2 separate regions of the Homo sapiens genome follow, and region 2 is linked to region 1. Evidence: chromatin loops called from intact Hi-C (ENCODE). Cell type or tissue: PC-3. All regions are shown on one strand. Links, peaks and the distances in the headings refer to the core of each region. The heading gives the core; the rest is flanking DNA.

What was found. Hi-C counts contacts between places; a loop is a spot of excess contacts. Peaks named below come from ENCODE experiments on the same cell type or tissue, not always from the same donor. Only the 100,000 strongest peaks of a DNase experiment are listed, where the experiment ranks them.
Region 2: a loop joins it to region 1, with 6 times the contacts of the local background. A loop is called at or near these places in 4 of 110 quality-filtered maps.

Annotation. Positions count from the first base shown.
Region 1 is chr5:64,220,879-64,237,704 of GRCh38, reverse strand. All of the region lies in intron 5 of RNF180 (ring finger protein 180), which reads right to left. Among named protein-coding and RNA genes, the nearest start is that of RNF180, 63 kb to the right of the region's middle. In PC-3, for the core only: CTCF peaks have their summits at 8,129 and 8,330 (motif pointing left); a DNase peak (open chromatin) is centred at 8,334.
Region 2 is chr5:64,339,794-64,356,619 of GRCh38, reverse strand. The region is part of intron 7 of RNF180 (ring finger protein 180); the gene reads right to left. Among named protein-coding and RNA genes, the nearest start is that of RGS7BP, 160 kb to the left of the region's middle. In PC-3, for the core only: a CTCF peak has its summit at 9,117 (motif pointing left); no DNase peak of the experiment used is centred there.

The DNA.
Region 1 (16,826 bases), core at 3,534-11,533:
CTCTTCCTCAATACGTGGGGATTACAATTTGAGATGAGATTTCGGTGGGGACACACGGCCAAACCATATCATTCTGCCTCTGGCCCTTCCCAAATCTCATGTCCCTTTCACATTTCAAAACCAATCATGCCTTCCCAGCCATCCCCCAAAGTCTTAAATCATTCCAGCATTAACTCAAAAGTCCAATTCCAAAATCTCATCTGAGACAAGGCAAGTCCCTCCCACCTATGAGCCTATAAAATCAAAAACAAGTTTGTTCCTTCCAAGATACAATTGGGGTACAACATTGGGTAAATGTTCCCATTCCAAATGGGAGAAATTGGCCAAAAATAAAAATAAAAAAAAAAGAGGACACAGGCCCTATACAAGCCTGACACCTGGCCGGGCAGTCAATAAATCTTAAAGCTCTAACATCTCCTTTGACTCCAGGTCTCACATACAGGGCATGCTGATGCAATGAGTGGGCTCCCACAGCCTTAGGCAGCTCTGCTCCTGTGGATCTAATGGGTACAGCCCCTGTGTCTGTTTTCACACACTGGCGCTGAATGCCTGTGGTTTTTCCAAGCTCAAGGTGCAAGCTGTCAGTGGATCTAGCATTCTGGGGTCTGGAGGACAGTGGCCCTCTTCTCAGTTCCCCTAGGCAGTGCTCCAGTGGAGACTCTGTGTGGGGGCTCCAACCCCATATTTCCCCTCTGCATTGCCTGTGTAGAGGTTCTCCATGGGGGCTATGTTCCTGCAGCAGACTTTTGCCTGGACATCCAGGCATTTCCATATATACTCTGAAATCTAGGTGGAGGTTCTCGAAGCTCAATTCTTTTCTGCACACCCACAGGCCCAACACCATGTGGAAGCCGCCAAGGCTTGGGGCTTTCACCCTCTGAAGCAACAGCCTGAGCTGTTCCTTGACCCCTTTTAGCCACATCTGGGGCTAGAGCAGCTGGGACACAGGACATCAAGGCCTGAAGCCGCACAGAGCAGCAGGGGGCCTGGAATGGCTCACGAAGCCATTTTTCCCTCCTAGACCTCTGGGCCTGTGATGGGAGGGGCTGCCACAAAGATCTCTGACGTGCCGTGGAGATATTTTCCTCATTGTCTTGGTTATTAATATTCATCTTCTCATTACTTATGCAAATTTCTGCAGTGGGCTTGCATTCCTCCTCAGAAAATGGGTTTTTCTTTTCTACCACATGGTCAGGCAGCAAAATTTCCAAATCTTTATAGTTTGCTTCCCTTTTAAACATAAGTTCCCATTTCAAACCATCTCTTTGTGAATGCATATAACTGAACACTTTCAGAATAAACCAGGTCACCTCTTGAATGCTTTGCTGCTTCGAAATTTCTTCTGCCAGGTACCATAAATCATCTCTCACAAGTTCAAAGTTCCACAGATCTCTAGGGCAGGGGCAAAATGCTGCCAGTCTCTTTGCTAAAGCATAGCAAAAGTGACCTTTACTCCAGTTCCCAGTAAGATCCTCATCTCCACCTGAGACCAACTCAGCCTTAGCCTAGACTTCACTGTCCATATAACTATCAGCATGTTGGTTAAAACCATTCAACAAGGCTCTAGGAAGTTTCAAACTTTCCCACATCTTCCTGTCTTCTTCTGAGCCCTCCAAACTGTTCCAACCTCTGCCTATTACCCAGTTCCAAAGTTGCTTCCACATTTTCAGGCTATCTTTATAGCAGTACCTTACTCTGCTCGTACCAATTCTCTGTATTAGTCTTTTCTTACACTGCTATAAATGTACTACCTGGGACTGGGTAATTTGTAAAGAAAGAATGTTTAATTAACTCACAGTTCCACATGGCTAGGGAGGACCCAGGAAACTTGCAATCATGGTGGAAGGTAAAGGGGAAGTAAGGCATGTCTTACATGGTGACAGGAGAAAGAAGGGAGAAGCTCCAGACACATTAAACAACCAGATCTTGTGAGAACTCACTCACTATCATAAGAACAGCAAGGGGGAAATCCACTCCCATTATCCAATCACCTCCCACCAGGTCCCACCCTGTAATCCCCTCCCACGTGGGGATTACAATTTGAGATGAGATTTGGAATTTAGATAGAAATTCAGGAAAAGTGGTAAGAACTTCAATACGGTGTTGTCTATCCTAGAAAACTTTGGAATTGTAGGTGGATCTAGTATCAGTATGAGAATAGCTATTTTCACAAAATGAATGTGAAAACCCATCTGAGAGTATGGCTACCTTGGCAAATGTATATATTTATCCTAAGGGGAAACAGTGTTGTTTATTTATTGTAATAAAAGAAATTCATGCTTATTTTAAGTATTTAGTAGAAAAAAAGATCTTTGTAAATCTTTGATATGTTTTCTTGCAATTCTTTTGATTGTGATCAATGATTTAATTATCTGTAAAGATACTCATATAGCCTGCTTTGGTGTTTTATGTTTGTTTGTTTGAGACAGGGTCTTGCCCAGTTGCTCAGGCTGGAGTGCAGTGGCACAACCATGGCTCACTGCAGCCTTGACCTCCCAGGCTCAAGTGACCCTCCCACCTCAGACTTCTGAGTAGCTGGGACTACAGTGCAGGCCAACATGCCCAGCTAATTTTTTTATTTTTGTTTTTTTGTAGAAACTGGGTCTTGGTACATGGCCAGGGCTGGTCTCAAACTCCTGGGATAAAGTGATCCTCCTGCCCTGGCCTCCCAAAGTACTGGGATTACAAGTGTGAGCTACCCCACCAGTCCCCTGCTTTGTTTTTTGCTTAACATTATGGCATAGCCCTTTAAAGGAATATCTTAAACAAAAACATTATGTAGAATTAAGGTAAAATAAGAAGGGGTAGCTGGGCGCAGTGGCTCACGCCTGTAATCCCAGCGCCTCGGGAGGCCAAGGAGGGTGGATCATGAGGTCAGGAGATCGAGACCATCCTGGCTAACACGGTGAAACCCTGTCTCTACTAAAAATACAAAAAATTAGCCAGGCGTGGTGGCGGGCGCCTGTAGTCCCAGCTACTCGGGAGGCTGAGGCCGGAGAATGGGGTGAACCCGGGAGGCGGAGCTTGCAGTGAGCCAAGATGGCGCCACGGCACTCCAGCCTGGGCGACAGAGTGAGACTCCTTCTCAAAAAAAAAAAAAAAAAAAAAAAAAAAAAAAAAAAAAAAGAACGGGTAACTGCCATTTGGAAAGCTCAGCCACATAAGACTATGAATTAGAAAGCCTAAGGTCATGGTATTGTCACTGATCATGTTCGTAAACTTTATTTATTTTTATTTTTGAGACAGAGTCTCATTCTTTTGCCCATGCTGGAGTGCACTGGCGCGATCTTGGCTCACTGCAGCCTCTGCCTCCCGGGTTCACGCGATTCTCCTGCCTCAACGTCCTGAGTAGCTGGGACTACAGGCACATGCCACCACACCCAGCTAATTTTTGTATTTTTTAGTAGAGACGGGGTTTCGCCATGTTGGCCAGGCAGATCTTGAACTCCTGATCTCAAGTGATGCACCCACCTCGGCATCCAAAGTGCTGTGATTATAGGCGTGAGCCACTGTGCTTGGTTAGTAAACTTTAATTCGTTTTTAACAGGAAAAAAAATGAGATTTATTTCTTAGTTTCTGTGGACAAGGTAGTAAACACACAGAAGAAACCAAGACAGCTGAATTAAGCATGTTGCACAAGAGCATACAGCTAAATCACCAGGGGAGTTAGGACTCCAATATCAAACTACTGACATTTCTAACTTTCTTTCCAATATATTATACTGCCTCTCTCCAACTTACAAGCCATGTAGTATGATAAGTTTTCTGAACCAGACCAGGGCATTCATCTGGAATACTAGGAAATTATTTAGGGCAGTGGGTCTCAATTCTAGTGGCAGTGAAGAAGAACCAGGCATAGTGTTCCTTTCCAGTTCTAACACTCTGTGACTCTGCAATCTTCAGAAAGGTTATTGAATTTTTCTTTTTCTTTTAAATGGACCTCGCACAAGAAAGAATCTGGGGCAAGTCCCCAGAGTAAGTGAAAGCAAGTTTGTTAGGGCCGTAAAGGAATAAAACAATGGCTACTCCATGGGCACAGTGGCCAAATTTTTGTCTTCTTCCAGCTCCCAATCCTATCAGTTTCCTTCATAGATTTTGGCGTATATTACTCAATACACATTGGTCTATAGCTTCTTCTCAGTGGCTTGCACACAATTCCCATGATAATTAGGAAAGAATGTACGTATATAGTCCATAAGCAAAAGCCATCCCTTTTTGTCATTTGTAATTATGTTTCTCAATGGTAATTAATTTCTCGTTAATTTTTAATTTCTTTCATTTCTAGCTTCCTTAAAATTATTTATGTTGGCTGTTGTATTTGCTACACAGTCCTATAACTGCTGAAATCTAACCTGCCAATGCATTCTAGACAGTCCTGTTTGCCAATAATTTTTCATTTTTTAGGCTTCTTGACTGTCTAATGCTTTAACACTTAAAATAATTATAGCTACCAATGATTGGGTACTTATGTAAGATCCATGTGTTCAACATTTTGTAAACATTTCTTAATTTAGTCTTACCAACAACCTTATAGTAATATATTTTACATTCCATTTTTTTGGATGAGAAAACTAAGCCCCAGAAAGGGTAATTAATTCACCTAAATGATTCCTTTGCCAGTGCTGTGCAGTGTCTGCCTCAAAAGCCCATGGTTTAAGCCAACTTAACTATGTTGCTTCTCATTATGGACCTCCACAGCATAACCAAATCATGAGATATGCAGAGGATGGAGCATATTGGTTAAGAGCACAACTTCTTAAGCCTCATGGCCAAGGTTTGATTTCAAGCTTCATCACTTACTAGTTTGGTGACCCCAGACAAAATATCTAACTTCCATCTGTAAAATGGCAATAATAAAGTAAACACCTTACAGGCTGCCTTGAACATTGAGTGAATAATATATCCAAAGGGATTGGAGCAGTACCTGGCACACAGTAGACACTATGTAAATGTTTATTGTTTTTGTTACTACTGCTGTTATTATCTATCATTATTGCCATTCTTTTGACTCCCACGTAAAAATATTTTTGAAGTCAATCCTTTAGAGGTGGCATACCATTTAAGAAGGTTTATTCATTTTCATTCTTCAATATCAATCTTATGACTTTTGACAGACATTAGTCTAGTAACATAAAGGAGGAAATATTCTCCTAAACTTTTGAACAAACATGTAAGAGTTACCAAGCCTGGCTACACACTTGGATTAACCAGCGTGCTTATACAAATTGTCTGGTCACTTGAGTCCAGGAGTTCAAGGCTGCAGTGAGCTCTGATCACACCACTACACTCCAGCCTTGAATCAAACAAACAAAAAAACTGTCTGGGGCCTATCCCAGACTTATAACACTTACAATGTCTGCAGAAATTGTAAAAAAACTCCCCTAGTGATTCTGATGCAGCTGGTCCACAGATGAACATTTGAGAACCACTGCACTACACATTCCTTTAAGGCATAAAGAAACCAATCCAAAGAGATTAAAATATCCATCTCTTCCCTAAATATGTTCCTAAGGTAAATCTCTTTCAAAAGGCTAGAAATATAAACCCTTATGCTCTGCGACCCTTATAAAGGTGAAGCCATTACATTCTCAGTATTTATTACTATCTAATAGACAGGAAACGTCTGGCACTTAGTATGACAACAGTTACTATTAGGTGCCAATCAAGCAGTCAAAGACTTTTGACTTCTCAAGTGTGTAGTCCAAAACTGTAATAAAATCTAAGTGTTACTAAAAAGCAAAATAGCCTAACACAAAGACTGGTCACTTAAAATAAAGGAACATTTTCCTATAATTTCAAGTGTGCTAAGGGGAGCACTACTCTTTGACTCATAAATATCTGTAGTGGCTGCAAAAGCTTTTTGCTCTGGAACACTGCTTTATTTTCTTTCTTCCTTAAGCTTAACCCCAATAATAAACGCATTCACCTAATATAAGTGAGATGATAGCACTGCATCAAGGAGATGGCACAGAATTCTCCAGAGATTGCTGGTACAGCAAAATTCAGCAATTAGCTTCTGAGTAAGAAGAGAATCTTAAACATGTCACAACATACACTATTCCCCAAACTATTACTGATTAAAGTTTAAAGGCTAACTCAAACTTCTGGCTTCAATATTTCGCATAATGATTTGGGACCTATATAACTAACGAATTAACCGAAAGAGAGCACAACTCTTCCTTATCAAACTCAGCAAGTTTGTGGCATCCAGTTTTCATTAAATTTGCACCATTTGAGGATAAATAAAGAGTGTGTGGCACATATACTTAGTTTATTCAAAATAACATGAGGAAAACTGGATTTTCAGGGCACTTTGCTCATTAGTAAGTGTAAAAACCTCACACACACAGGCATCCCAAATGAAATCTATTGTCTTTGTCATTAATAAACCTCTAGTCTGTGAATGCCATTATTTCTATGGACTGAAATGGACCCTAGCAGTCTGAAGATCTTGGCATAGCTTTGTGCTACATATGTGTTATTTATGTACCAAGAAGATGTGATTTATTGTCTAATGTTTCTTTACTCAGATTGGCTCCAGGCAACACTGTGAGGTAGGTCAATATTATCTTTAGTGCCATACCTTTTACCTAAGCAGCCCTTGCTTTCATGCAGCTTTCTCTTTTCAGAGCCCACTGAACCTTTTCAAACAATGCCTTGTGCCTTTTACCTTTCTTGATCCAGCTCTGCCATCTAAACTTAATTGCCCTTTATGCTACTTAGGCAAGACCCAATGGACCAATCTGATCATTTATGTCAAATTATGATACTAATGGTGGATACATAATTAATGAATTATACCTCCTAGAACCCATACTCACTTTCAGAACCCCAAGAAAAACTAGAGAAGTGAATAATGTGGAAATTCCAAAGAAAGTTAGAGAAAACACTAATTTTTCTAGAAGCTGTCAAGACCTGTAAATAGTAGCTACCTCTTCTCTTTCAAGGTTGGCCTGACTCAAGAATTCCACCAAAACTATCTGTGGTAAGCAGAATAATATTTCCCTCCCCACTTCAAAGAGGCCCACATCCTAATCTCTGGAACCTGTAAATGGCAGTGGGGAATTAAGATTGCAAATGGAATTAAGGCTGCTAACTAGTTGACATTAAAATAAGGAGATTATCATGATTGAAGTGGGTGGGTCCAAGTGTAATCACAGGGTCCTTAAATGAGGAAAAAGAAGACACAAGAGTCAGAAACAAAGAGATGACATTGTGAGAAAGATGCAACCAGCTACTGCTGGCTTTGAATATGGAAGTTTTGTATGAGCCAAGGTTCAGACTCTAGATGCCAGAAAAGGCAAGAAAACAGACTCTCCCCTGGAGCCTGCAGAAAGAAATGCAATCCTGCTAACACCTTGATTTTAGTCCAATGACAACCATTTCCAACTTCTTACCTACAGAACTGTAATAAATGTGTGTGTTTTAAACAACTTAATTTGTGGTAATTTGTGACAGTGGCAATAGCAAATGAACATAGTATCAAAGTACACAGAGAGTGCTAGTACCTTCATTTCCTTAAAATACATGCTTGGCATTTATCTCACTGGATTATGCTGCTGCTTTATAGAAGTTGCCTCATTTGTATTTCCTACAGATTAGACAACCTAAATAGACTACCCATTGTTGTGGCTAGAGATAAAAGGAGAAAAATTCAGCAACCAGAAATAATTTAATGTACAATGCAAAAATATCTTTAAATGTTTTAATTGGACAAAAAAAGGTATAATTAGTGACAAGAAGTCATTGACTGGTGTGACCTTGTTCCAATCACTTTTATTGAAGAATAAAAGGATGATTTATCAAACCCAAGTTAAGAAACTCTGCTAAACATCAATGTATATGAATGGCTCACTGTAACCTACTAGCTAACATCATTTCACTCCTCTCTACCAGCACCCCAATTCACACTGAAGCACAATACCGGCTATTGATTTTATCCTGAATTTAGGGGAAATGCCTATTTTCAGAAAACTGCACATGCTACCTGAAACTTAAAACCAGAATAAACGATGTGTCTAACCCTAACCCTTAAAAATAAGTTATCCCAAGCATTAACCCAGAGTAGCTGTTTTATTCCCTCTGGACAAACATACAATAAATGTTCCTGAAAAGCAGTTTAGCAAAAGCATTGACAGATTCTTAGCTAGAGACAGATTCATAGCAAGAGAAAGCCTTACTATGATTCTCTAAACCCTTTATCATAAAGCACAAAATCTCTTACGTTTTTGGTTATCAAACGACTGAAAATATACCAATCCATATTCTACCCTAGTAAATGAAGTTCTTTGGTGGAAAACATTGATTGTTTTGCTCTAGAAGAGAATTTGGTGCCCTCTAGTGTTGAAAAACAAGATGATCCATTTCACCGTTAATAAACCAGCACTTCAGAGAGGGTCACAAAAGTACAGAATTTAAGAGCTAAATAGCATATTTCAGGACAGCACAGATATGTAATTATTTTTTAGTAGAAAGTTTTAGGCCAGGTGCAGTGCCTCAAGCCTGTAATCCCAGCACTTTGGGAGGCTGAGGTGGCTGAGTCACTTGAGTCCAGGAATTCAAGACCAGCCTGGGCAATATAGTGAGACCGCATCTCTACAAAAAATACACAATAACTTAGCTGGGCTTGGTGATGTGTGCCTGTAGTTGCACCTACTTGGGGGGCTGAGGTGAGAGGATCACTTGAGCTAAGGAGGCAGAAGTTGCAGTGAGCCGAGATCACGCCACTGCACTCCAACCTGGGTGACAGAGTGAGACCTTGTCTCAAAAAAAAAAAAAAAAAAAAAAAAGCAGTAATAGAAAGTTTTGGTCATGGATTATCATTCAATTTTTATTCTGATAGATTATCTTAAAAGCATTATTTTGAAATTGGGCCTCTTAGGTAAAATAATACTTGGCTATATGGTCTGTTGGAGATTTTCCCTCTGGCTTTACAAGGAGAACAAAGGTGAGTGATCTAAGCTTCTGCACCAAGAAATGAATAAAAAGGGTATAATATTAGGGTAATGACTTATAATGATTTTTTTAACGTTTTACAAAATACTGGAGACATAAAATAGAACAGAAAATAACATCTGTGATAATACTGCCCAGCTTAAGAAATAAAACATAATTAATAGCATTCCAGATTACATTCTCCTTCCCCTTCATAGATAACAACGCTCTCAAATTTGGCATTTTATTTTATTTTTGAGACAGGGTATTGTTCTGTCATCCAGGATGGGGTGCAATGGTACCATCATGGCTTACTGCAGTCTCAACCTCCCGGACTCAAGCGATCCTCCCACCTCATCCTCTCCAGTAGCTGGGACTATAGGCTTGCATAACCATGCCCAGCTAAGTATACATTTTTTGTAGAGATGGGGGTCTCACTATGTTGCTCCAGCTGGCCTTGAACTCCTGGGCTCAAGCAGTCCTCTTGCGTCAGCCTCCCAAAGGCTAGGATTTCAGGCAAGAGCCACCGTGCCTGACCAAATTTGGCCTCCTAATGATTGATGCTTACATATATTTTCAGTTTTCAGCCCTCTGACACTATTATATTGCTTCTAAGATTAAATATTAACTTTAAAATATTACTTTGTAAAAAGGAATCCCAGGTGATAATTACAGTTGGTATGCTGAGCCAAGGAGAGGATTCCAGGTACCTCCCAAGTTTGGGGGCACATGGAGGCTGATATTGTAAGGTCTCCACACGTGAGAGGAGTAGGTGAGATTTGCATCTCCACATGGGACAAGGCAGGACAAGGAAGCACTACCAGCAAGTGACTATGGTTTTAAAAATGGGTAAGGGCAGACATGGAGCAATGAGAGAGAAAAACAGGTTGGCAGTGTACATCTTGGTTGACATGGTAAATAAAACCAAATGTGCAGATTTATTTTTTATTTATTTATTTATTTTAAAAGTGAGATATTTCTTAAAAGTTTAGTGTACAAACAAAATGAAGGTACCTTCACATTTTACTACACATGTGCAGATAGTTTTCTTGGTGCACAGAGATAAGGCAGAATTAAGTTAGAATAAACATGTTCTAAAACTGACCTCCAGAAGAACTAGTCTTAGTCATTTCTTTGCAGAGTATGTGAACCAAGATTCGGGTTTGGTCTTTGGTGTTAGCACTGTGTCAAGGATCAGATAGAAAGTACAAATGGAGGGGCCCCTTTCTGAGGCCAGGCCCCACTGTCAGGGCATGTGGGGTGACCAAAGGCCAACAACCAGCTGAGGCTAAGAGGCTGCTCTGAGGAGGGCGGGGCTCCAGGTGCCTCTTGAACCCTTTGTTCGGGACCAGGACATGTGTGGCTGGGCAGCAGCCTTCAGACCCCCCACAGGCTGGTGCCCGGTACCCACAGCCTTCTGTTGGGTTGTCAGGCCCCTGCACCCATGGTGGGGTGCTGGGCTCCAGAGTTCCCTGGGACCAGCTGATCTCGTCCTTGGTTTTGGCCCAAATGCAAGCCCCTGGTCTCCTCCAAGTAACTTCCTTTCCCCAAGGCTGTCCAGGCCCCACCGCTGCCTGTTCCTTCCCAGGGCCTCCTGCAAGTCCCGATGCTGACGCCTCTCTGCCCACCTAGTTTGTGGCCGCTGCCTCCAGCTCTGTGTCTGCCTCCCAGCGAGGGAGCCGTGGTTGACGATCTCGTGAGTGTCTGCCCTTCTGAAGGGTACAGTGTGAAGTCTCGTCAGTCTCATTTAAATGCCTAAGCACCTCTTCAGAAACCAGGGAGTCAGCCGGGTTTCTCCATCTTTAATCATGTTTTCTAAAGGTTTTCTTGGCAATTTCCTGGCAATTTGCAAGACAGGACTTTTTGGTTGCCAACTTCCAATTAGCTTTAAACTTGCCACGATCTCCCAGGTCATCCCATCCATCGATGATGCTTATTACATTCTTCCTGATTTCCATGTGGCCAAATTCAATAGTTATTTACCCCAGGCTTGTATTTTGGAGGCTAAAGAACTCTGTTACCAGCTATATCTGTGCTGTGGCTGCTGTAGCAAAATATCACAAATGTGGCTTAAAACAACAAAAATTTTTTCTTTTTTTTTTTTTAGTATTTATTGATCATTCTTGGGTGTTTCTCAGAGAGGGGGATGTGGCAGGGTCATAGGATAATAATGGAGAGAAGGTCAGCAGATAAACACGTGAACAAAGGTCTCTGGTTTTCCTAGGCAGAGGTCCCTGCGGCCTTCAGCAGTGTTTGTGTCCCTGGGTACTTGAGATTAGGGAGTGGTGATGACTCTTAACGAGCATGCTGCCTTCAAGCATCTGTTTAACAAAGCACATCTTGCACCGCCCTTAATCCATTTAACCCTGAGTTGACACAGCACATGTTTCAGAGAGCATGGGGTTGGGGGTAAGGTTATAGATCAACAGCATCCCAAGGCAGAAGAATTTTTCTTAGTACAGAACAAAATGGAGTCTCCTATGTCTACTTCTTTCTACACAGACACAGTAACAATCTGATCTTTCTTTTCCCCACATTTCCCCCTTTTCTTTTCGACAAAACCGCCATTGTCATCATGGCCCGTTCTCGATGGTCGCTGCCTCTTCGGAGCTGTGGGGTACACCTCCCAGATGGGGCAGCCGGGCAGAGGCACTCCTCACTTCCCAGATGGGGCAGCCAGGCAGAGGCGCTCCTCACTTCCCAGATGGGGCGGCCAGGCAGAGGCGCTCCTCACTTCCCAGACGGGGCGGCCGGGCAGAGGCGCTCCTCACTTCCCAGAAGGGGCGGCCGGGCAGAGGCGCTCCTCACTTCCCAGACGGGGCAGCCGGGCAGAGGCGCTCCTCACTTCCCAGATGGGGTGGCCAGATGGGGTGGCCGGGCAGAGGCACTCCTCACTTCCCAGACGGGGCGGCCGGGCAGAGGCGCTCGCTTCATCCCAGACGGGGCGGCCGGGCAGAGGCACTCCTCACCTCCCAGCCAAAGGGAGGCTGGGCAGAGGTGCTCCTCACATCTCAGACGAAGGGTGGCCAGGCAGAGGCGCTCCTCACTTCCCAGACGGGGCGGCCAGGCAGAGGCGCTCCTCACTTCCCAGACGGGGCAGCCGGGCAGAGGCGCTCCTCACTTCCCAGACGGGGCGGCCGGGCAGAGACGCTCCTCACCTCCCAGACAGGGCGGCTAGGCAGAGGCGCTCACTTCCTCCCAGACGGGGCAGCCAGGCAGAGGCGCTCCTCACCTCCCAGACGAAGGGCGGCCGGGCAGAGGCGCTCCTCACCTCCCAGACGGAGGGCGGCCAGGCAGAGGCACTCCTCACATCCCAGACGATGGCCGGCTGGGCAGAGGCGCTCCTCACATCCCAGACGATGGGCGGCCAGGCAGAGGCGCTCCTCACTTCCCAGACAGGGCGGCCGGGCAGAGGCGCTCCTCACTTCCCAGACGGGGCGGCTGGGCAGAGGCGCTCCACACTTCCCAGACGGGGCGGCCGGGCCAAATGTGCAGATTTAGAATGAAAAAAAGATAGTTTTTCCTATGCGTAAGGCCAAAAGAGCTGAAGCCATCACCTAGTTCTATTCATCAAACACAGCTAGCACTAAGCTCAGACCAAAATGGTTAGTTCCAGTTTTCTGTGTGTGTTACTACTCTGAGACTAGCTGATGATTCTGATTTTTTCCCCTAACAAGCTGGCTTTACATAAAACTTAGCATCTTATTCCTTTTGGGTTGCTAGTAACAGAATGCCCAAGACTGGGTAATTTATTGAGACAAGAAAATGATTTTCTCACAGTTTGGGAGGCCAGCAGCCCAAGGTCAAGGGACCAGCATTTGGTGTGGTGAAGGCCTCCTTGCTGCATCCTCACATGGCAGAAGGTGGAAGGGTAAGAGAGCAAGCTAGCCGAACACTGTATACAGCCTGTTTCAAAAGGGCTTTAATTCCATTAATGAAGAAGGAGTCCTCAGGCCTAATTATCCTTTAAAGGCCCCATCTGTGAATACTATCACATAGGCAACATATGCATTTTGGAGGTGACATGTTCAAACCACAGCACTTGGGAAAGACAGCATGCATCTTTGCTGTTCTCCTACCTCCCAACTGACATTTCCCCCCAGTGCCTGAGGACGTCAGTGCTCTTTTCTCAGACCTTTCCTATACTCCAGTGACCTAGTAGCTCATGTAAATCTGGTAATGCAAGTAAAATACCTCCCACTGTACCTAGCATACAATAAAGCTCATTAAATATTAACCTGCTGTCATCACCTCACCACTACAACTTCTCCCTCCCATTCTCTTTCCCCCTTGCTCGTAATCAAAACTCTCATTCTCTCAATAGCAGGGTAAGAAAAGCTATATAAATGAACTAAACATTACTTGGACATAAATATTTATACCATTTTACTGCCAGGGCCTATATTAGGTGTTGGACAGCATAGGATCAAAATATTTTCTCTCTCCCAGTATGGTTCTTTATCTACCTTTGTTGGCCTGGCAACCACTGAAATCAGCTGTCTTTCCCTCTATAACATCCATCAGAATTTTCTTTGCTGCTGTTAATAAATCCTTTGTCAAGGACTCTATCAACTCAAGTCTAAACCTCTTTAAATTCCTTTTGTTTACCTCTCTTCCTTTCAATAGTTTTTGACCCTGGAATAACTTGAGATATAAATATGTATGTACACACACACACACACACACACACACACACACACACACACACCCCAACCTAGATCAACTGAAGAAAATCTAACAGAGCCAATCATGCTTGCTCCTTTGTGACTACTTTAGAATTCGCAGTTGCATCTCAAGGTCTTGGCCAAAGCAATCCCATATTAAGTAAACTGCTGTCCAAAATTCTCTACAATATGGCATTTCTGCAAATACCCAAGAAAATGATTACTGAAATTCACGTGTCTCCCCCCCTCTACTTCCATTTCCAGGAAGCGATGATATTTCATTCATTGTTGTATCCTCAATACTTGACACAGTTTCTGGCAAAGAGTAAACTACCAAGTGATCATTAGTTACATGAAGGAAAGGATGAATGAAGAATAAAGATATATGATAGTAAAATGTTTTCTGAATCATCAAAAAAAAAGATAAAATATGTGGGAGAAAAACTTTCTTTCTTGAAAGGCTGTGGAATAATGGTTAAGGGCACAAACTTTGGGACACAGGTCTATTATCACATACTAGGTTTGTAGGCCTAGGGAAGTTATTTAACCAGAGACTCAGTTTCTCCATCTATAAAATAGGGATAATAATAGAAATTATCTCTAAAATTGTGTCAAATTAAATGAAATAATGCACTCAGAAAAATAACTGGCATCCAGAAAGGTGAGGCAGGCAGAATAATGACTCCCCAAAGATGTCCAGGTCCTAATCTAAGATCCTGTGAATGTACTACCTTACATGGGAAAGGGGACTTTGCAGCTATGATTAAGTTAAGGACCCTGAGATGGGAAAATTACCTTGGATTATTCAGGTAGACCCAATGTAATCACAAGGGTCCTTAAAGGGTCAGAAAGAAGATGTGATGAAAGAAAATAGGAGTTGTAGTGATGCCATATGGCTGGAAGGGGGCCACAAGCCAAGAAATGAGGGTAGACTCTAGAAGCTGGAAAAAGAAAGGAACAGATTCTATTATAGAGCCTCCAGAAGAAATACTACCCTGTCAACATATTGATATCAGCCCCACAAGGCCCATTTTCAGATTTGTGACCTTCAGAACTATAAGATGATAAAACTGTGTTATTTTAACCAATGTTTATAGTGATTTGTTATAGCAGCAATAGAAAACTAATGTAAGGGATATGTAAGTGTGACAATTATTTTTCCTCTGTTACAAAACATTCTCAAGTTAACATCAACAGTGATAACTCATGTTGATAGTATGTATTCTTCTAATAAAGAATGGCATTTTATCTCTGTAGTCTTCCTCCCCGAAACTCATGTGCAGAGAAGAGATAACATAGCATATTTGTCTTCATTTACAAGGCTGGCCCTTGTGTCATCCAGAAACTTGAATTTTGGGAGAGCTCCCATCATCCTAATTGATAATAGTGACTCACTGTGCCCAAACTACAATGTGATTTATGCTTAACACCTGTTTTCCTTCCAGAAGTTTGGAATTTTGGTATGTGTCAGACAGTGGGTACCTATGTGACCAGCTCCCAATAAAAACCTTAGCTACTGAGTCTATAATGACCTTCCTGGTGCACAGCATTTCACACCTGTTGTCATAACTTACTGTTGAGGGAATTTAGCACATTCTGTGTAACTCCATGGGGCGAGAACTCTTGGAAGCTTGCACCTGGTTTCCTCCAGATTTCACCCCCATGTACCCCCTCCCTTTGCTGATGTTGGTTTATATCCTTTTGTTGTAAGATGAGTTAATGGGTGCAGCACACCAACATGGCACATGTATACATATGTAACTAACGTGCACATTGTGCACATGTACCCTAAAACTTAAAGTATAATTAAAAAAAAACATAGCTGGAAGTATGAATTCATGCTTAGTTCTATGAGTCCTCTTAGTGAATCATCAAATACAGTAGTTTTGGGAACCCATGACACAACCGATAAGCCCAGTCTAATCATGGGGAAAACATCAGACAAATCTCAGTTGAGGGGCCTTTTACAAAATAACTAACCAGTACTCCTCAAAACTGTCAAGGTCATCAAAAACAGAGAAAGTCTGAGAAACTGTCACAGCCAAGAGGAACCTAATGAGACATGACAACTAATTGTAATGTGGTATCCTAGATGAGATTCTGAAACAACAAAAAAAAGACTTATTAGGTAAAAACTAAATAAATCTGAATACAGTATAAATACTATTAATAATGTATTGATATTGGTTCATAAAATGTGACAAATGTATCATACTAATGTAAGATATGAACAATCCAGAAGACTACGTGTGGAGCATTTGGGAACTCCCTGTACTATCTTCAAAGCTTTTCTATAAATCCAAAACTATCCTAAAATAAAAAAGACCCTTTAAAAAATACTTGAGCATCTATTATGTACAAAGTACTGTGCTAAGCATTAGAAAATTAGATCTATATAATTACTTCAGGTAAAGGCATTATCAATCATACATTATTTTGTTCCACACCTGCTCATTTAGCTGGATGTTAGCAGAAAGGCCAAATTAAGATATTTAGTTTTATTTATTTAACTTGACTGCACATTTATATCTTATTCTAGTAGATGATGACTTCCTAGAAGGTAGAATAAAATTAGAATTATCAACTTACTGAGTATGCCCTAGGTATTTTTACATTCATAAAACAGAGTAACAAACTTATACTGAAATAATAATTTGACACAAAGTAGAGTGAGCAATAAATAATGATCTGTTTCAATATATGACTAAAGGTCATGATGCTCTTTTAATCTATTGATTGTCTTCTTTACTAAACGACTATTTTGTGACTTTCTATGTTTAATAAAACCATAAGAAATGTGTATTATAAACTCAAAATTGTCATATTTCCATTACTGAAGCTTTTCATTTCAATAACCATTAATTTTCTGCTTGAGGAAGAGGAGAATGAATGGGGAATAATTCTCCAATATTTGGATCACTATTTTAATTCTACTGCATAATCAAATATATATTTGGAGTGTGATTTGTATAAGATTTTAAGATGATGAATCAAGAGATGAAATATTAAATGGGCTCCTTTAAAAACTGTAAAAATTTCAAAATGATCTCTATATGCAGATCCATGAAAATGAAACTTAGTGCCTTTGTAGAAGATATGTCTTTGCTAGATAAAACCAAATAAGCAGGTCTTTAATATAATTTATTAGCTTCTATTATGCGTAGTGTCTAAATCACACCCTTTTAATAATACAAGTCATCTTAATTCATTTAGCTCACTGAAAATAAT
Region 2 (16,826 bases), core at 4,778-12,777, 120 kb before region 1:
TTCAATTGCTAATGGAAATTTAGGTTGTTTCTACCTTTGGCTATTGTGAATAATGCTGCAATGAACATTGGCATACAACTATCTTTTTGAGTCCCTGTTTTCAATTCTTTTGGGTATACACAGAACTGTAGAGTCATACGGTAATTCTATGATTAGCTTTTCGAGGAATTTACATTTCTCCCAGCAATGTATCAGAGTTCCAATTTCTCCTTATTAACATTTTATATATATAGTATATAGTCTGGATATTAAGTCATTATCAGAAATGATTTGCAACCATTTTCTTCCATTCTGTAGGTAGCCATGTTGTCTTTTTACTTTCTTGATACTGTCCCTTACACCACATTTATTTTTTTTTTTGAGATGGTCTCACTCTGTCAGCCAGGCTGTAGTGCAGTGGCACAGCAATAGCTCACTTCAGCCTCAACCTCCTGGGCTCAAAAAATGCTCCCAGATGTCAGCCTCCCAAGTAGTTAGGACTACAGGCATGCACCACCATGCTCAGCTAATTACAATTTGTTTTTTTTTTAGAGACAGGGTCTTGTTATGTTGCCCAGGTTGGTCTTGAACTCCCGGCCTCAAGTGATTCCTTTCAAAATTTTTAATTTTGATCAAGTTCAATTTACTTTTGTTGCTTGTGATTTTGATGTCATATCTAAGACTCCACTGTTCATAAATATTTACCCCTCTTTATTTTACAAGATTTATGTTTTTTAAATTTTATATTTAGGTCATTGATCAACTTGGAGTTAAGGGGTCCAACTTCATTCTTTTGCATATGTAAATCAGCTATCCTAGCACTATTTATCAAAGAGACTATTCTTTCCCAGATGAATGGACTTCATTAGTAGACTTGTCAAAAATCCACTGGTCATAGATATATGAATTTATTTCTGTACTTTCTATTCCCTTGATCTATATGTCTATTCTTATGGCAGTACTACACTGTTTTGATTACTGTAGCTTTGTAGTAAGTTTTGATATTATGAACACTGTACTTCTTTTCAGGATTTTTTTTGGTTATGCAAGACCCCTTAAAATTCTGGATGAATTTGAAGATCATCCTTTTCATTTCTATAAAAGCGCTGTTGAAATTTTGATAGAAATTGTGTTAAATCTGTAGATGGCCTTGGGCAGTACTGATATCTTAACAGTATTAAATCTTCTAATGCATCAACACAGGATGTCTATTTATTTGGATCTTCTTTAATTTCCTTCAGCAACGTCTTAGTTTTCAGTGTGCAAGTTTTTAACATCCATGCTTAAAATTATTCCTAGGTATTTTATTCTTTTAGATGCTATTGTAAATCGAATTGCTTTTAGTGTCCTTTCTGGATTGTTCATTCCTAGTGTACAGAAACAACTGATTTTTATGTGCTGATCGTATAACCTGCCATGTTGCTAAATTAATTAGCTCTAGTAGCTTTCTTCTGAATTCTTTGGGATTTTCTGTATACAGGATTAGGACATCAGAATACAGATAGTTTTACTACTTCTTTTCCAATTTGGATGCCTTTTATTTATTTATTTATTTTTAAATCAAATTGTTCCAGCTAGAGTTTCCAGCACAATGTTGAATAGCAGTGGTTAAAGTGGACATCCTCATTTTGTTCCTAATTTTAGGGGGAAAGCTTTCAGTTTTTCACAAATGTGTGGTGTTAGCTAGGAGGTTTTCATAAGTGCCCAGTGTCATGTTGAAGCAGTCTTCTTCTACTCCTAGTCTTCTGAGTGTGTTTATCATGACAGGGTGCTAGATTTTGTCGAATGCTTTTCTGTATCAAGTAAAACAATCCCTTCCCCCCTTTATTAATGTGGTAAATTACATAGATTTTTTTTATGTTGAACTATTCCTGCATTCCTAGATAAATCCCATTTGGTAATAATGTAAAATCCTTTTAATATGCTATTAGAATCTGTTAGTATTTTGCAGAGAATTTTTGCATTTATATTCCAAAGGGATAGTGGTCTATAATTCTTTTCTTGTGATAACTTTGGCTTTCATACTGAGGTAGTGTTGTCCTCATAGAATGAATCATGAAGTATTTCTTCTTCAATTTTTTTTTTGAACAGTTTGAGAAGGATTGGTGTTGCTTCTTTAAATACTTGGCAGAATTCATCAGTGAAGCTATTTGGTCCTGGACTTTTCTTTCTTGGGAAGTTTGTGATTACTGATTCAATCTTTTTACTTGTTATAGTTCTGTTGAGATTTTCTATTTCTTCTAGATTCAGTTCAGATAATTTGTATGTTTTTATAAATTTGTGCATTTACTTAAGTCCTCTAAGTTTTGGTATATAATTGCTTATAGTATTCTCTTATAATCCTTATTTCTGTAAAAGTGGTAGTAATGTCTCCACTGTTTTTTATTTATTAAGCATCCTCTCTCTTTTATCTTTGTCAGTGTAGGTAAAAGCTTGCCCAGTTCTTTGATATTTTCCTGACCAAATTTTGGTTTTGTTGATTCTATTTTTCTATTCTGTATTTCATTAATCCCTATTCTAATCATGTATTATTTCCTTCCTTCTGCTAGCTTGGGGTTTAGAGTGCTGATTCTTCTAGTTCAAAGTATAAAATTATGTTGACTTGAGAGCTTTCTTCTTTTTTTAATGGAGGCATTTACTGCTATAAAATTCCCTTTTAGCACTACTGTTGCTGGATCCTGTAAATTTTCGGTATGCCATATTTTTGTTTTCATTCATATCAGTGTATTTTCTAATTTCCCTCGTGCTTTGCTTTCTTCTTTGACCCAACTGGTTGTTTGAGTGTGTTTTTTAATTTCCACGTATTAGTGAATTTTTCAGTTTTCTTTCTATATGGATTTCTAGCTTCATTCTATGCGGTCAGCGAAGATACTTTGTATTGCTTCAATCTTTTAAAATGTATCAAGACTTACTTTGTGGTACTACGATGTCTTTTTAACTTGCATGACTTTAAATATCAAAAGTAAACACAGATTTACATATTTCAATTTTTTCCTTAGTTAATAGGGCTATAATACTTGACATTAGGTTATATAACATACATTTATATTTATACTCATGAATTCTGGGTTTATGTTATACTATTTCAAATTGGACACAATTAGGCTAAATACGACTTATTTCTTATTTTGTTTCCAGAATACATATATTAACATAATAAATACCAGAAGGCAATTTTTCTATTAAAAAGATAAGCAAACAGCACTTATGCAATCAATTAGTGATATTAGTTTTGATTGAACGGTTGCCTTCCAAGATTGAGGTAAATACAATCTCTAATTTTTGTTTATTTGTTTTACTTTAATAGCATTCAGTTTATGTTCTATTACATTTTCTAATAGTCATTTTATATTCAAAATTGAGGATTTTTTCCACATGAATGAAGCAAAACTTAGTTTTTCTGTAATAAACAGAAAAGGTTTTTTCTTCTGTTAATATGGAATACAGAATAAACTAGATATTACCAATTAGTCTATTTATAATTATGTATCTATGTATTAAAAACTTAAATTCATTGGTAAAGTTTTAACAGCAAATATAGCCTAGAGATTTTAACTTTTAAATTTAACCTAATGTGTAATATATTACAAATTTATATTTTGTCAGGAAATACATCAAAGAGTCTTATTTAGGTTGTGGAACAGACTATATTAGATCATAACTAACAGTCATTTAGGATAGATATGTTCCCCCATTTTACAGATTAAAAATAAAAAAAGAAGGCCGTAGCTTTGAGTTTAATTCATTTGCCATGGGTTACATATGTGATGGAGCTGAGTCTTCAGCCAGTTTCTGTTTATGTATCTATGACAGTACTGTGAATTTCAGGTATTTCAAACTTTAAGAAAATTCAAAAATCTTCCTTCAGTAGCCTGATATTTTATATCAAAAAATTCCAAACAAATTGTTTTTTGAGAAGACAGCTATTTTAAAAAATCATTTTATCTATTCTTTCTAAATACACAAATATATCTTACTTTAAAATCCTTTCTTTGAAGGCAGAAATAAAGATGTTCTTTGAAACCAATAAGAACAAAGACACAACATACCAGAATCTCTGGGACACATTTAAAGCAGTGTGTAGAGGGAAATTTATAGCACTAAATGCCCACAAGAGAAAGCAGGAAAGATCTAAAATTGACACCCTAACATCACAATTAAAAGAAATAGAGAAGCAAGGGCAAACATATCAAAAGCTAGCAGAAAGCAAGAAATAACTAAGATGAGAGCAGAATTGAAGGAGATAGAGACAGAAAAAACCCTTCAAAAAATCAATGAATCCAGGAGCTGGTTTTTTGAAAAGATCAACAAAATTGATAGACTGCTAGCAAGACTAATAAAGAAGAAAAGAGAGAAGAATCAAATAGATGCAATAAAAAATGATAAAGGGGATATCACCACTGATCCCACAGAAATACAAACTACCATCAGAGAATACTATAAACACCTCTATGCAAATAAACTAGAAAATCTAGAAGAAATGGGTAAATTCCTCAACACATACACCCTCCAAAGACTAAACCAGGAAGAACTTGAATCCCTGAATAGACCAATAACAGGCTCTGAAATTGAGGCAATAATTAATAGCCTACCAACAAAAAAAAAGTCCAGGATGAGATGGATTCACAGCCGAATTCTACCAGAGGTACAAGGAGGAGCTGGTACCATTCCTTCTGAAACTATTCCAATCAATAGAAAAAGAGGGAATCCTCCTAACTCATTTTATGAGGCCAGAATCATCCTGATACCAAAGCCTGACAGAGACACACAAAAAAGAGAATTTTAGACCAATATCCCTGATGAACATTGATGCAAAAATCCTCAATAAAATACTGGCAAACTGAATCCAGCAGCACATCAAAAAGCTTATCCACCATGATCAAGTGGGCTTCATCCCTGGGATGCAAGGCTGGTTCAACATACGAAAATCAATAAATGTAATCCAGCATATAAACAGAACCAAAGACAAAAACCATATGATAATCTCAATAGATGCAGAAAAGGCCTTTGACAAAATTCAACAACCATTCATGCTAAAAACTCTCAATAAATTAGGTATTGATGGGATGTATCTCAAAATAATAAGAGCTATTTATGACAAACCCACAGCCAATATCATACTGAATGGGCAAAAACTGGAAGCATTCCCTTTGAAAACTGGCACAAGACAGGGATGCCCTCTCTCACCACTCCTATTCAACATAGGGTTGGAAGTTCTGGCCAGGGCAATCAGGCAGGAGAAATAAATAAAGGGTATTCAATTAGGAAAAGAGGAAGTCAAATTGTCCCTGTTTGCAGATGACATGATTGTATATTTAGAAAACCCCATCATCTCAGCCCAAAATCTCCTTAAGCTGATAAGCAACTTCAGCAGTCTCAGGATACATAATCAACGTACAAAAATCACAAGGATTCTTATACACCAATAACAGACAAACAGCCAAATCATGAGTGAACTCCCATTCACAATTGCTTCAAAGAGAATAAAATACCTAGGAATCCAACTTACAAGGGATGTGAAGGACCTCTTCAAGGAGAACTACAAACCACTGCTCAATGAAATAAAAGAGGACACAAACAAATGGAAGAACATTCCATGCTCATGGATAGGAAGAATCAATATCGTGAAAATGGCCATACTGCCCAAGGTAATTTATAGATTCAATGCCATCCCCATCAAGCTACCAATGACTTTCTTCACAGAATTGGAAAAAACTACTTTAAAGTTCATATAGAACCAAAAAAGAGCCCGCATTGCCAAGTCAATCCTAAGCCAAAAGAACAAAGCTGGAGGCATCATGCTACCTGACTTCAAACTATACTACAAGGCTACAGTAATCAAAACCGCATGGTACTGGTACCAAAACAGAGATATAGACCAATGGAACAGAACAGAGCCCTCAGAAATAATACCACACATCTACAACCATCTGATCTTTGACAAACCTGACAAAAACAAGACATGGGGAAAGGATTCCCTATTTAATAAATGGTGCTGGGAAAACTGGCTAGCCATATGTAGAAAGCTGAAACTGGATCCCTTCCTTATACCTTATACAAAAATTCATTCAAAATGGATTAAAGAGTTAAATGTTAGACCTAAAGCCATAAAAACCCTAGAAGAAAATCTAGGCAATACAATTCAGGACATAGGCATGGGCGAGGACTTCATGTCTAAAACACCAAAAGCAATGGCAACAAAAGCGAAAATTGACAAATGGGATCTAATTAAACTAAAGAGCTTCTGCAAAGGAAACTACCATCAGAGTGAACAGGCAACCTACAGAACGGGAGAAAATTTTTGCAATCTACTCATCTGACAAAGGGCTAATATCCAGAATCTACAAAGAACTCAAACAAATTTACAAGAAAAAAAACAACCCCATCACAAAGTGGGCAAAGGATGTGAACAGACACTTCTCAAAAGAAGACATTTATGCACCCAAAAGACACATGAAAAAATGCTCATCATCACTGGCCATCAGAGAAATGCAAATCAAAACCACAGTGAGATACCATCTCACACCTGTTAGAATGGTGATCATTAAAAAGTCAGGAAACAACAGGTTCTGGGGAGGATGTGGAGAAATAGGAACACTTTTACACTGTTGGTGGGACTGTAAACTAGTTCAACCATTGTGGAAGACAATGTGGTGATTCCTCAAGGATCTAGAATTAGAAATACACTGGGTATATACCCAAAGGATTATAAATCATGCTGCTATAAAGACACATACACACATATGTTTATTGCAACACTATTCACAATAGCAAAGACTTGGAACCAACCCTAATGTCTAGCAATGATAGACTGGATTAAGAAAATGTGGCACATATACACCATGGAATACTATGCAGCCATAAAAAAGGATGAGTTCACGTCCTTTGTAGGGACATGGATGAAGCTGGAAACCATCATTCCCAGCAAACTATCACAAGGACAAAAAACCAAACACCGCATGTTCTCACTCATAGGTGGCAACTGAACAATGAGAACACTTGGACACAGGAAGGGGAACATCACACACTGGGGCCTGTCATGGTGTGGTGGGGGGCAAGGGGGGAGAGATAGCATATTAGGAGATATACCTAATGTAAATGATGAGTTAATGGGTGCAGCACACCAACATGGCACATGTATACATATGTAACAAACCTGCACGTTGTGCACATGTACCCTAGAACTTAAAGTATAATAAAAAAAAGTAATAGAAACTCAAAAAAAAAAAAGAAAGAAGACTAGCCTGTCATAACTTATTATTATTACAATGGCAATTAAAAACTTTATTAAAACAAAAGTATCAATAAAATACAAAAAAAATGAAGTTAACAACAACAACAACAAAATCCTTTCTTTGGCATTAAAAGAATAAGCAACCCTCATTAATGTTTATGTCTATTTGTAACCTCAGTTTTTCTCAAGGAATGGTGGTGACAGACATTTGGAAATATAAGGGGACTTTTTTGATGTAAGAAATGGGAGGATTTACTTCTGGTTATGTATGCTAAATGTTCAGCAGTGTTGATTTGGTTTTATAGCAAGCAGTGTTGGGTTAGAATTGACCAACAGGTGTCCTTTTAGGAAACACTTTAGAGGTTACTTATTTAGCAATCTTTTTTAAACAAAACAAGGAATTAAGGAGAAAATGACTCACAGGTAGTTAAAATCTTAAGCTTATTGGATGAACCTCGCTTGTTAGATCATGTCTCAGACAAGGTATCATTTAAGTAGCAATATTAATATCAAAATAATGCTATACTTTCTAAATCTACAAGTAAAAATTCCTTGACATGCTGAATAATAAGTTATATCATTTGGTAATCAGTTTTATAAATAGTCATTTAGAGAACTAAAAAATCTGTTTTATAATTTTAGACTTACATATAGATTTTGTTACTAGTACTTAATATTTTAAATATCATCCCAACAGGAAATATTGTTCAGAAACATCAGACTCCATTAATTTAATGACAATTCAATTTAGAAAAAAATTTTATCAGGTTGAGAGATTTTCTCTTGAGGATTAAAAAAAATCGCTATTGCTTCAACTATGTCTTATCTTTTCAAAGCTCTGCTGCTTGTGTTTCCAACAAAATCAGTGCTCATTTGAAAGGAAGTTGTATTATCAGATTCAGCTTGAAAAATCTCCTATATGGCCACCAGTTGTTTGTATAATCTCTTTTAAAAGTGAATATTAACCTATCCTTTATGTGTGAATTCTTAGGACTCTAAGGAATGCAGAATAAAATAACTTGAAAGAATAAGTTTCACAGTGAACTCAAGGCTTTTTCAAGTCATTGAAATTCTAAGTTCTCTTTGAAATGTTTTTAGAAATTATCCTATAGCTTTTCATTTTCTCAGGCCAGAAAAAAGTAACGAAAGAACACACAGTACCTGTGGCATGTATTATTGTTTTCTCTCTTTGCTATTAGAAAAAAAGGATATTTATATGTAGTATTGAAGAAAAACCTAATAGAACAAAATGAAATATTTTTAGATTTATGTTATAAAATCTATTATTTATATATAACCTTGCATTATATCCAGCTACCTATACAATATTTCAGTGCACCAGAAATGCATAAGATACATATTTTAAGTGATACTATAATGGAGTAGCACCTTTATTATTAACAAAATAATGATCTTGTTCACAAAATAGTGGTATCTATTATTTCTCAACAAAATCTTGAATTATTACAATGTAATCTTAGCAAAGCTAAAACATTTATGTAGAGTAAGATTTTGCCAACAAAAACCACTTCATTGCCAGCATAGTTATGAAGTTTTTCTGCAACACTTTATTTTTGAGTGAATAACATTTGAAGCTGCTTTTGTTAATAACACAGTCCTGACACTCGTAAAGGCAAAGATTTCAACTTCTAAACTGCTCAGTTGTTTGCAAGGTTTTAACTGCAAATTATAAATCTGTAAATATTAAAACATTTCATATTATCCTATTTTAATGAATGCTCTAATAGCTGCTGAAATTTATGAGTATATATCTCATTTAATATTAATCTGTTTTAAGTCATAATAAATATGTCCTACTTCATGTGCACTGCAACAATGAAAAATGCAGCTACAGTTATGGGATGGTAAATCATGGTAGTAGCTCCACCAGCTGGCAAAAAAGGTCTGACACTTTTAAGCTTGTCTTCTGATCATTAACATACTCCTCAAGTCCCTAAAAGAAAGAAGTTGGAACTGCCCCTTCCCTCTTCTCCAGATAGTTGTAACCTTACTTTTTGGAATTTCTTTTCTTCTTCTGGGACTACCTTGATATCCATTTTAAACCACTCCTCTTGTTTTACAGATTTTTTTGAATGTAATTTTTTATAGACTGGAAAAAAGGCAAATAAATTTAATGCCTTGAATACAGTATTGAAGTACTATAAACATTTTGTGGTCTCACAAATCCCATGGTGATTTCCCCAGGGTGCTGTTGTTCTCAGCATATTGGCTAAACTCCAGTTTGTACAATTACTTAGATTTCTTAAATTTGCACTGTAGTTTCCAACCAAACTTGCATATGCTATACAAAACAAATGGACAATAGCCATGCACTATTAAAGTATCATTATATGCCAGAGTTAACTTTATTTCGGTATAAGGCAAACACTGTTCGTCTCTTTTATTTATAACATTGCATTTCTTCTGATTAATTCATTCTTCATCATAGTTCAGATATGCAGAAAATAAACAAGTCAGAGAATAAACAAAATAATCTTTCAAGGTACCTTTCCATTCTGAGTCCACAATTCTATTCTTACGTTCCCAAGTCCTATCATCTTTTAGAGCAGTGTAATCATAAACTTGACTTTTTGGATGCACATAGTTATCATCTGGGGAGCTTTAAATAATACTGATGTTTGAGACCCATCTCCAGAGATACTGAATTAATTGGTCTGGGATATGGCCTGGGCATTGGGACTTAGTCAAGGTCGTAAATATGAAAGAACAGAAACTAGGCCAGGGACAGTGGCTCATGCTTGTAATCCCAGCACTTTGGGAGGCCGAGGCGGGTGGATCACTTGAGGTCAGGACGTTGAGACCAGCCTGGCCAACATGATGAAACCCCGTCTCTACTAGAAATACAAAGATTAGCTGGGCATGGTGGCAGGCACCTGTAATCCCAGCTACTTGGGAGCCTGAGGCAGGAGAATTACTTGAACCTGGGAGGTGGAGGTTGCAGTGAGCCGAGATTGTGCTACTGCACTACAGCCTGGGTGACAAGAGCAAAACTCTCTCAGAAAAAAAAAAAAAAAAAAAAAAAAAAAGAAGAAAAGAAAAAAAGAAGAATAGAAACTAGTAGCCGGAATTGTTTTTGTTTCAAAAAAAAACAAACCAAACCTTAGCTCTTATCTTCCCTCATGTCATGAATATTTTTTTTCCATCTGCCAATGTGAGTTGAGGACCTTGGAATTTTCCAAGATAAGATGAAAAGTTCTGTTTCATAATAATGGTCTTATTTTGTAGTTGCTCTATTTTGGGAAGCCCAATTCCTGAAATTTTAGATTAAGATTATGAATGCTGATGGTTATCTCTCCTGGAGTTCTTTACCTCTTTATTAGTATCATCAAACTAAATGCTCATTTGATTGATTTGAAATTAATCTGAGAAATTCAAATTTTACTTTCCCTAAAAAAAAATCAATGATTGCAAACTGTAATTTCCTAGAAGCTGGTTATTTTATGTCATTTTGAAAAATATTTTAACTGCCAATATAATTGTACTTCACACACATAAAAAATCAGAACAAAAATTCCTTCCAAATTTAAGGATTTTTTTGGATCTAAAATAAATTTGTAAGATTTACATGTATTCAGAATAATGGCTCAGACATAATAGTAGGTTTTGGTCAGTAATGTGAGTTATATTAGATAATTATCCAATCCTTAACTTACATGAAGAACAGCAAATTGTTTATAATGTGTTCCTTTTTACATCTGTCATGACAGGTGCTGTGAGTGTGGTTGATTGGAAGTGGCCCAGCCTTTAAAGATAAATCCTAGCTTTCAAATCATTTAGATCTGAACATTGTGGAAAATTTCACTAAGAAATTGCTTAGACTATAGACTGCATCTCTTCAATCCATCTTTAATTAATACATTTTAAACATATTTTATTTACTGGGTATCTCTCCATTATTTTTCTCTTATATCAGTGTTGGGGTTATTATGGTATTTCCTGATAAAGTTATGCCAGAGACCAAGAAATACCCCTATGGATAGTTATCTTTCCCAGTGGAGAGGCATTCCTCAGGATCAAGAAGCCAAAACTAAGTAGAAACCATTTATTAGGAAAGAGGATAAGACATAGAGTGCCATATACGGACACTTCTGCTGTGCACTGCGGAGCTCCAGAGGGCACCCTTCATATATAAGTAAGCCAAAGGTGCTTCCTGGAGTTGGGCAGTATGGGATCCCCGATTTCAAAGCTCTCCTTGCTTTCCTAAATTAGAAGAGTGTTGGAGGTGCATAAACTCAGGTGGATAATTCTCTATGATGAGGTGGGCTAGAAGCCCTTTAGGGGCTATACATTTTTAAGTTATACCTTGCAAATTGCATTATTTAGATTCTGATGAATGGATCACTAGCCAAATGAGAAACAAAACACTGATTTTATTAATATAGGCAATCACTAGTAATCCCCCAAACACAAGGCTTACGGGTAAACTGGCTTGAAGAAGGAGGGGCTTCTTGTTCCCTTCTCTACTCTTCATCTTGGGATCCATATAAATAAAGACACAGAACTAAGCCTACAGACTGGAAGTCTCAGTCCATTTATTCAATCAACTCAGCTGCACAGATGAAGCAGAATTCAGAAATGTATGACAGGTTACTATTATTTAACCTGTAACAAGCAGAAGAGAATGAGAACAGTGAATTGGCTAAAAGAGGCCTTTCCTGGGTTCAGAAAGTGAAAGGCAACCACTGTGCTACAGTACAGGAAGTAGAAGTGAAGGGGAAAAGAATAGGCAATTCCACTCCAAAGCACTGACTTTGAACACAGAGACCGCTGCTAATAACACAAGCCCCAAACTTTCAGATTAGCCACTATTTTTCACAGGTGAAGGATCCTGTACACCATCATTGTGTGTGTTTTTTTTTCTAGCAGTTCCTGAGATAGATGTGTTGAAATCTCCAAGTGTGATAGTAGATTTATTTCTATTTCTTGTTTTAATTCTATCAACCTTTGTTTCATATATTTTGAAACTTTAAGTTGCATACAAATTTATGGTTTTATGTTTTCCTATGGAATTGCCTCTTTTATTGCCATGAAATGTTCCTTTTTTCTCCAATAATTCCTGTTCACTTAAAGTCTAATTTTTTACATTAACATAGCCACAGCTGCTTTCTTTTGATTACTGTTTACATATATATAATTTTCTATACTTCCAACCTTTCTGTGCCTTTATATTTAAATGCCATCTCTTATAAACAACATATAATTGGTTCTTGTTTTTCTTAACCCATCTGCCAATCTATTTTAGTATGAATTTTTAATGTTTACATTTTTTATTTTCTAGATGTTTTTAAGATTTTTTTCTTTATATTTGGGTTTCAGCAGTTTGGCTGCTCTAGATGATGTCTCTAGATATGGTTTTCTTTCTATTTATCCTAATTAGGCTATGCTGAGATTTATCAATAGGTACTGATGTCTGTCTTCAGTTTTGGAAAATATCCTTAAAAAATGAAGGTGAAATAAAGACATTTCAGGTATCCAGTAGACCTTCCTTGCTAAAGTTCTGTGCTTCCAGCTAGGATCCTTTTGCCCTAAAGAGCTACCTTTAGTTTTTCTTGTAGTGTAGGTCTACTGGATACCTGAAATGTCTTTATTTCACCTTCATTTTTTAAGGATATTTTTGCTGGATAAAGAATTCTTGGTTAGCAGTAAGCCATTAAACAGCATGTTTAATGTTCCATGAGCACATTAAAGATGTTATTCCACCATTTGGTCCTGTGGTGTTCCTGTTCAAGTCAGTCATCCTTGCTTCTTGGAAGGTAACTTTTTTTTCTAGATGTTTTTAAGATTTTTTTCTTTATATTTGGGTTTCAGCAGTTTGGCTGCTCTAGATGATGTCTCTAGATATGGTTTTCTTTCTATTTATCCTAATTAGGCTATGCTGAGATTTATCAATAGGTACTGATGTCTGTCTTCAGTTTTGGAAAATTCTTGACAATTAGCTCTTCAGCTATATTTTTCTATTCCCTTCTTGTTCCTTCAGGGTCTCCAATTACACATATTCAACAGATTATATCCCACATAGTCTGCTGTTAAAGCCATATCATATGTTCTTAATTCAGCTATTGCACTTTGTAGTCCCAGACTGTTTTATTCTTTTTTTATAGCTTCTATTTTCTATTGGCAGTTTTTTACCTTTTTATCTATTCTTTTTCTCTATTTTCATTAACACTTTTTTCCTAATGGATATTTTAAAGTCTGCTAACCCCAACATCTAGATCAAAGAGGAGATGTGTTTCTATTTTGTACTTTCTTTTTTGATGAGTGGTCACATTTTCCTAACCTTTTGCATATATCATAATTTTTTATTGTATGAAAGATCCATGGAGACTGAAGTTGATATTTCCCTCCAGAGAGGACTGGACCTTTCTTTTGTCAGGCAGACAGAGTGAGAGACTCATCCCCTCAATCTAACAATTAATAAGCAGGGTTGGGTTTGAAGTTAGGTTGTACTTTCATTATACTCAATCTAATTTCAAACGTCTTAAGGACACATGACCTACGCTGTGTTTATTGCTGCCTCATTTCTTTAATGGGACTTTATCTCCAAAGCACTACGGAGTTCACAATGGGACTGCAGAAAATTTTTAGTGTTTAGTGTGTTGTTTTTCAGGTCTGGACTCCCTACTACAGCATGGTTCTCTGCATTTTTTGCTTAACAGTTTATAAGGTCCCTAGCTCTTCTAATCTGAAAGCTGTGCTTTTCAGAGGTTGTGGATGTTTCTCTTTAGCCATCCATCCTATATAGGTTTAAAATATGAGATATATCTTAAGGAGGATTCTTATTATGTATCTGTTATAGGTCCCTCCCTGTAGGATAACTTGATTCCTAAACTCTGAGACTACAAGAGATTTCATTCTGTCTTTTTTAGCCAACTTTTTAAGCCTTTTTTACTCCCAAAGCTCTCAGCAAATGTCTCATGTAGAAAATCGGCTATATGTTTGGACTCCTCTTCCAATCCGACATGTCAGTCTCTATGGTTATCAAAACTTCTGCTGATTTCTATTCCCCTTCATAGAGTCCTCTGCCCATGGCTAGACTAATCCTCAGACTCAGAAAATACTTCCAGTAAAGCAAAGAGCTGGCAATATTAGCTTTCTTAGGGGGCTCTGATCATACTGGAGTTTTAATTCACCTAGTCTTCAATTCCATATATCTCAAATTTGTTTGTAAATGTGATTTTTGTAACTTATAATTTCCCCCCAGTTATTGCCACTGAGAGTGATCGCTTGCCACCACTTACTATATCCTACTCAGAAGCAGAAATTCCCACTCCTGTTGTTGCCAGAAGTAATATACTTGACTTATATCTGTCCCTGCTCTTTCTCAGGGTTCTGTGGTTGTTTTCTCGTTGTACTCAGAATCAGGTCACATTCATCCCTCTAATCTGGCCTCCTGATCTGCCATTTCCATCTTTGCTGCTGCTGATCAAATGAGATTTCTACTCTTCTAGTGTTGAAGCAGAAGAGGACAGCCCTGAGCTACCTTTTGCTACTGTGTCTCAAATGTTGTATAGATCAGATCTGCTATAACTTTTCATAACATTTTTGATCATTTGGTATAAAAGGTATGACACAACATCAAGAATAACCTGCAGCCATTGCACTGACATGGATTCATCCTCAGGATACCTTTGTACTCCTTGCTCACCTCTGTGTCCCAGGAGTGAGTATCCACCATCACCCCCAAGAGTACTCTACTCTTCATGATTGTAGAATAGGATAAATCTAAACCTACCATGAGGTCTCGCAGAAATGGAGTAGGTTTTCCATCATCTCACTTAAGGCCTACATACTCAATCTTCATATTCTATACCAGACTGACCACAGTTTCCCAGAATGATTCACAATGAGTACATACATTGCCCATGGCCCCAACAAGGTAGTCACACAGTGATCAAACTTTAGAACACTTGAACATTTCTGAAATCTTTTCTTTTAATTAAATGACACCATTTATTGATATCAACAGTCCAGTTTGAGTTAAGAGCTATGCTGAGCTCCTTCACTTCCTTTCTGCCCTTTCTTCTCAAAGGATAAAAAAATCCAGTATCAGTCATCTTATTATATCTTTGAACACTTTTACTTGGTGTCATTTATTCCTTAGGGTAGTTAGGTAAAGCATTATTTTGGGACACATTATTAAAATTGTGAGCTCTGGGCCAAGGTCAGGACTATGTGGCCACCACGCTTTCACACCAGGAGAATTTATTTCTTGAGCTAATTTCAGAAGTCTTGTGGTTACTGGTTGAATTTTTAATGCACAAGCATACATGTGCACTTTTATAAATGCAAGTGTTTTAAAATGAAGGCATCATATCCCACCAACATCCAATTTCATATGGAATTAACAAGCAAGTTCTATATATGTGAAATAATGAAAAGACTAAAAATTGTGAGTGTGTGTGCAAAAGGAAGAGTCAGAGGGAAAGAGTAGGTAAAGGGAGAGGGAAGGAGGTAAAGGAAGAGGGAGGGAGGAAAGGAGAGAATGAAACACTGCTCATAATTTTTAAAATAAGTTATGAAGTGGTGATAGTTGAACAAAATGTACAATTTGCATTATAAGTCATTTGGGTCATGAACTTAATATAGAAGCAAAAGGCTTCTGAAATTCTAAACTCATAAGTAAACTGTGTAACAAAAATAGAACCTGATTCTGCTAAAAAGAACAAGTTCAGAATTTGCAGGCCTTTTCAAAAAATTATCTTGTGAACAAAATTGTTCCAGTTTCAGAGGAAATGTAAGGGTTAATGTACCTTTCAGCTCCAAGGCAGTCCCATGTCTACAGCATATTTTAAATTTTCTCTGACTTACCTCCAACTTTCTGAGAAGGTGGATTTCTGCGTTATATTCACACTCATGCTGTGTGAGCATGTACTGTTTTGTTTTCTATTAGAGATAATCATTCTTTTCCATGTGGAGTTCTTTGATTTATACTGAGCATGTTTAAACTTGCAGCACCAATCTAACACCTTCAGGCAAACTAATGACCAAATAAAATAATTCTCCAGGCTTTCATGAAAAATGGATGGATTGTCATAAATATATATCAGACACCTACATTTCAGCTGCATGTTTTTGTTACAGTGAGTAAAATTAAAACATGGAATTTTTAATTCTTGTTAAAAATTCCTTTGACTTGAGTATGTTTAGAAAAGAAATTCAACAATGTAGAACTTTTTGCAAAAATGTTTTAGTGAAACCTCTTTGCTACATTGCTTTGTGTGTGTATGTGTGTATACATATGCATGTAATTATATATATGAATGGTTTTTCAGGGAATAAATTAACATAGCATAGATGGAAACCATATCAGTTGGATACTGTTCAAATAAACTGAGGATTAAATGCCTGAAAATGGTAGGTATTTCAGGGAAAGGAATTACAATTGACAGAGTCATCCATGCAACTAGTATCTGATAAGAGATTAAAGAGTGATAGCTCACATTTATCTAGATTATTTCCATTCCTTTTCTTATTACCCATTTTATGTGTTAATACATGAAATATGTATTTGTAAGAAGAAAAAAATTTAAAACGTCTGCTTACTTATTGATTATGTAAGACACTTCATAGGGTGAAAAGGACAAGTATTAGC